Regions from separate parts of the Homo sapiens genome. Here region 1 is linked to region 2. Evidence: chromatin loops called from intact Hi-C (ENCODE). Cell type or tissue: dorsolateral prefrontal cortex. All regions are shown on one strand. Links, peaks and the distances in the headings refer to the core of each region. The heading gives the core; the rest is flanking DNA.

The links. Peaks named below come from ENCODE experiments on the same cell type or tissue, not always from the same donor. Only the 100,000 strongest peaks of a DNase experiment are listed, where the experiment ranks them.
Region 1: it touches region 2 in a loop (2.8-fold over the local background); 3 of 110 quality-filtered maps call a loop at or near these places.

What each region holds. Positions count from the first base shown.
Region 1 is chr22:42,329,609-42,332,410 of GRCh38, reverse strand. It overlaps a transcript of TCF20 not described here. Among named protein-coding and RNA genes, the nearest start is that of LINC01315, 38 kb to the left of the region's middle. In dorsolateral prefrontal cortex, for the core only: no CTCF peak of the experiment used is centred there; a DNase peak (open chromatin) is centred at 1,270.
Region 2 is chr22:42,418,405-42,421,206 of GRCh38, reverse strand. The region is part of intron 1 of NFAM1 (NFAT activating protein with ITAM motif 1); the gene reads left to right. Among named protein-coding and RNA genes, the nearest start is that of NFAM1, 13 kb to the left of the region's middle. RefSeq lists an enhancer at 1,705-1,824. In dorsolateral prefrontal cortex, for the core only: no CTCF peak of the experiment used is centred there; a DNase peak (open chromatin) is centred at 1,492; H3K4me3 peaks cover 373 bases.

The DNA of each region.
Region 1 (2,802 bases), core at 162-2,661, 89 kb after region 2:
GGAATGAGACCGAGATCCTCCCCCTGGCTGTTCCTGCTCCAGCTCCTGCACTGGTCACTACACTCCAGCCACATAGAGGGACCTTTTGTTCTCAAAAGCCCTGAGCTGCTTCCTACCTCAGGGCCTTTGCACTTGCTGTTCCGACCTCCCAAGCTTCTCCCTGCCTGGCTAATACCCTCAGAGCCCAGCTGGAGTATCACCTCCTCTGCCAGGCAGGGCCTTCCTGGTGCATGTTATCAGGCTAGTTCGTAGTGCCCATGTCATTTGTAATAGTTATCTGTTATGCATCTGCTCGCCCTAGACAGAAAACTCCAGGAGGCAGGGATGGTGTCTGCTGAGTTCACGGCTGGACCCCGGTGCCTTTCGTTGGTTCACTCACTCTTCCTTCCTGTCATCTGTTCCTTCAGCAAGTCCTGAGCACCTGACATGTGATAGCATCTTGCTAGTATTTGTTGAGCGGATGAGTGGATGAAGGAATATCCATCTGTCTCTAAAGCCTGTACTCTTTCCACTACATTCCGTGATCTCTGACACCCCTCTCTTGGCCCCATTTTCCCCAGTTGTCAAATGAAGGAACCAGACCTTCCCTTCCTGGCTAAGTTCAGATTCTGAGGATGTAAGGCAAGTGGGCTGGCTTACAGCCCAGCTGCGCAGGGTAGTGACCATAGACTACAAGGCAGGTTCTGCACCACCCCCAGTGCCTGGCAGAGTGCTTTCCACACCTGCACCATCAGAGCCCCCAGGCTGCTGTTGGGGTGCAGGGCTCAAGCCCTAGACATGTCAAGGGACTTGCTGAGGCCACACATCTGACCACAGCCTCAGAGCTCCAAGCTCAGCCTGCTGGGCCTCAAGGGCAGGAAGAGGCAAGGTTGCCCGGGTCTGGGAGGCACTGGGAATAGGGCTGGTGATGGGGGTCCCTGGTGGACCTGGGTTCCTGTCTGACTTAACCCCACAAGGCTATGTGGCTTTGGTAAGTCACTTTCTCTCGTGGGCTATAGAAATGGGAGTGACTGTTGTGATTGTCCCTCCCTGATAGGGCCTCTGAGGCTCACGAGATCTCAGGGAGCACACAGTAGGTCTCTGTGAGGCCAGCTGTTTCCAGGGCGTGCGGCAGGACTGGGTCTCTGCCGGGAGCTGTGCAGCACCCGGTGGCTCGTGGCTTAGCGGCTTGTCAGCCAGGCGGGCGGGTGTCCTGGGGCCGGGTTTGATTAGTTCAGGTTGACAGTCGCGCTCCGCGGCGCTGCCGGGAGGGGAGCCCGTGATTACCCTAATGAAGCTTGAACACAGTTTGTCATCCAAACAGCTGGTTCGTAGCTGTGCTGCTGCCAGCTGCCCGACTCAGCAGTGCAACCGCATGCCCAGGACCGCCCCAGCCCCGAGCAGCCCTGCCACCTGCTCGATGGATGACCAGGGGCAGGGGGTGGCGGCCCTGGGTGGGCTGTGGGGCAGCCCCAGGGGAATGAGATGGGCCACTCAGGGGTGGGGGACTTGGCAGAGCCTTAGACCAGCGAAGCAGGGCAGCTTCTCAGGACATTCACGGGCAGCCCCTGATCCTAGGCCTCAGTTTCCCCATCTGTAAAGTAGGTATTGGTGACCTTGCAGCTTCAAGTTTCTGAATTCAGGCTGAACTGTTGCCTCCTCTGGGAACACTTCCTGGACTCTGTGGGCTGGATCAGGGGCTCGGATGGGTGCCCACAGCCCTCAAGGCAGGCCCTGCCACCCCGATGGCCCTGTGTTGTCACTGAAGGTCAAGAGTTGTCATGTCTCACTCATCCACTCATTTATTTATTCATTTAATAAATAGTAAGAACACACAGCAGTGAGCAAGACAGTCCCTGTTCTGCATTCGTGGAGTTTTCAGTCTGGTTTGGGGGAGACTGTGGGGCTGTGACCTCATCTAGGGGATAGAAAAGACTTCCTGGAGGATATAGCATCTGAGCTCAGAACAACCAGCAGGGGAGAGACACAGAGAAGAGTGTTGCAGGCAGGAGGAACAGCGTGTACAAAGGCCCTGAGGTGGGGGGGAAGGAGCGAGGTGTTTGGAGGGATGTTGGGCACCCGGGGACACTGCAAACGTCAGTGCCTCAGGGACTTATTCCTGCCCTGTGCTCAGCAAGTTCACTGTGATGCCCTCTCATTGACCCTTTGTTATGGCCCTGGAAGGAAGGATCACTGTTTCATGCTGCAGATGAGGAAATTGAGACCCACAGCATAGAAGGCAGTGCCCTCCAGGCCTCTGCAGCCTCCAGCCTGCCTGGTGGCCCCCTGAGAGGCCCTGGCCAGGGGTTGTCTGCTCAGCTTGGAGTGGAATCTGCAGGGCCACTCAGATGGGGTGGCGGTGGGCCTGGGTCCCTGTTGAGGCCTTAAGCTCTTGCCTGATGGAGGAGGCCAAGGGAAGGGGCCCACAGGCAGCCGAGGGCCTCTGCTAGATGGCTGGGTGGGTTTCCTATTACTCTGGGCCAGGACCTACCTGTATTTGAACTTGGTGGCCCCTGGTGAGTTCATACTCCCTCCACCTCCCACTGAGCCCACAGCCATTTCGGGGGCCACACTTTCCCACTTGGCTTTGCTTGGGGATGGGGCAGGCAGGCAGGGGGAGGAAGGGGACTCGGTGGGGGGAGTGGCAAGGGAATGGGCACTGGCCTGCAGCCCCAAGAGCCTCTGGCCTCCCCCACGGCCAGCCCTGAGCTGCTTCCCGGTTTCTCTGCCACCGTCTGTGGCTAGGCCACCCTCTCAGCCCTCCTGCATCCCTGCAGTGGCCTCCTGGGTGGCGATCCAGCATGTGTCTACTATGGTCATCCT
Region 2 (2,802 bases), core at 67-2,566:
AGTGCTGGGATTACAGGCGTGAGCCACTGCGCCTAGCCCATGGGAGCATTTTCAATAAGAGCATACCAAGTTTTCCACGGTGCATTCCTTTCCCAAAATGTCCGCCCCTGCTGCAGAACAGGGATGCCATCTGGCCCTCTGCAGCACTGGCTTTGTCACAGGGCCAGCCTGTAGAGGGCTCGGGGGTCACTCCTGTTTTGGGAGCCACAGGCTGTGCTTGAGCTGAGGTGACAATAACAGTCCCCCAGTGCTGCAGGGCCATTTCTGACTACCATTGTCCCCAGGCCCCTACCTATTGCTGGCCCTGTCTACCTATTAGATGACCCAAGTTTAAGGAAACAGCCTCTGAATTTTTGACTCCCTTTAAAGAAGTATATTTCTTTCCTTTGAGAATGTTTTCTTTTCTTGCTTTGAGGAGTTTGTTTGTTTGTTTGTTTGTGACAGAGTCTCGCTCTGTCACACAGGCTGGAGTGCAGTGGCGTGCGTGATCTCGGCTCACTGCAACCTCTGCCTTCTGGGTTCAAGCGATTCTCTTGCCTCAGCCTCCCGAGTAGCTGGGATCACAGGCGCCTGCCACCATACCCGGCTAATTTTTGTATTTTTAGTAGAGACAGTGTTTCACCGTGTTGGCCAGGCTGGTCTTGAACTCCTGACCTCTAGTGATCCACCTGCCTTGGCCTCCCAAAGTGCTGGGATTACAGGCGTGACCCACTGCACCCAGCCTGTTTGTTTTTTGAGAGAGGGTCTCTCTTTGTCACCCAGGCTGGAGTGCAGTGGCATGATCATAATTCATTGCAGCTTCGAACTCCCAGGCTCAGGTGATCCTCCTGCCTCAGCCTCCTGAGTAGCTAGGACTACAGGCATGCCATCATGCCTGGCTAATTTATTTATTTATTGAGTAGAGATGGGGTCTCACTATATTCTGCAGGCTGATCTTAAAGTCCTGAGCTCAAGAAATCACCCAAGTTCAGGAGTTCGAGACTAGCCTGGCCAACATGGTGAAACCCCACCTCTACTAAAAATACAAAATTAGCCAGGCGAGGTGGCGCATGCCTGTAATCCTAGCAACTTGGGAAGCTGAGGCAGGAGAATTGCTTGAACCGGGGAGGTGGAGGTTGTAGTGAGCCGAGATCGTGCCATTTCACTCGAGCCTGGGTACAAGAGCAAAATTCTGCCTCAGAAAAAAAAAAAAAAAAAAAAAAAAAAAAAAAAAAAACCAAGAGTGGGATTACAGACTCAAAGGGACCCAGCTTAAAATCCCATGTCTACCACTGCAATTTGGGCAAACCTCTTGCCTTCTCTGAGCCTCAGTTTTGTCATCTGCAAAAGGTGAAACCAAACCCAGGGGACATTGGCTCTTCTGATCACATGGCTTAACAGTGACGCCTGAGAGTCTGTGCTGTGCGGGGCAGCCAGACACCCAGGAGTGGCTCAGGGAGGAAGTGAGCATGTCCTGGAGACAGAGGGGGACCCCAAAGCCCAGGAGAGGAAGGAATGGGTAGGACATTCCGCACAGCCGGAACAGCACGGGCGAAGGCGCCGGAGTGTGGCAGGCTGACGTCTACGCAGGAGTGGGCGAGTGAGGGCCAGAGAGCAGCTGAGCGGGGCTGTGCAGGTCCTGGGAGGCAAGAACTGGATCCTCCAAGCCAGGGACTTTCCATTTTTCTTAGCAGTGGCCCAAAGTTAAGAGATGCATGTTTTAGCGTGACCCTGTCTGAACCCAATTGTATGAATATAACTGAAACTAGAAGGTCGCAAACAGTGCCCTTACTACGCATGAAATGCTTCATGTTCTATTTTTTTTAATTGCTTGTCTTGACCCCGTAAATTGATTTCAGACTCCTTCCTGGGTCTCCTCCAGCAGGGAGCCCCTGCCGGTTCAGGCAGGGCAGGAGCAGGATGAGTTTGTGGATCGCTGGGGACTCAGAGCCACAGAGACAGCCCTGGTTGGGCAGGAGAGGGGACTGGATGGGAGCTGTTGAGTTGGAGGGATGGGGGCGTTGTGCAGGTGGTGGGCAGGTCTGATCCTGAACATCAGTGATCCACAGGAAAGCTGCCAGGTGGGCACACAAACACGTGGGGGCACACCCCGCCAGGGACTCACTCGGCATGTGGTCCCCGCGCCAGGTGTGGGAGGATAGCAACTCCGCCCAGCTCTCAAACTCCAAGTTCAAGCAGCCACAGATTCATAAGAAGAACCGGAAAAGGAAGGACTCAGGCACCCGTGGGCGGTTGACAAACTCTTTCCCAACAAGGGTGGGAGAAGAGCAGCTGGAGGCTGAAGGCAGAGGGCTGTTCATGCCCCCAGCCCTGCACACACCACACCCCTGAGGGGCCTTCAGCCAGGCCAGGCCAGCGCCCGGGACAGGGACAGTGCCCAAGTCTGGGTCAGGGAAAGACCCCTGGGGGTCCTTCTGTGCCTGGACCATCAGGGCCTATGTGCCCTGCACTGAGGGCATGTCATTTAACCCGGCAGAAGGGTATAGGGCTGGCATTTGCCTTTTAAAAAAAAAAAAAACAGAGATAGCTCTTGTCACCCAGGCTGGAGTGTAGCAGTGCGATCTCGGCTCACTGCAATCTCCGCCTCCTGGGTTCAAGCGATTCTCTTGCCTTACCCTCCCAAGTATCTGAGACTATAGGCTTGTGCCACTACACCCAGATACTTTTTTGTATTTTTAGTATAGAAGGGGTTTCACCATGTTGGCCAGGCTGGTCTTGAACTTCTGACCTCATGTGATCTGCCTGCCTCGGCCTCCCAAAGTGCTGGGGTTAATAGGCATGAGCCACCACACCCAGCTGGGA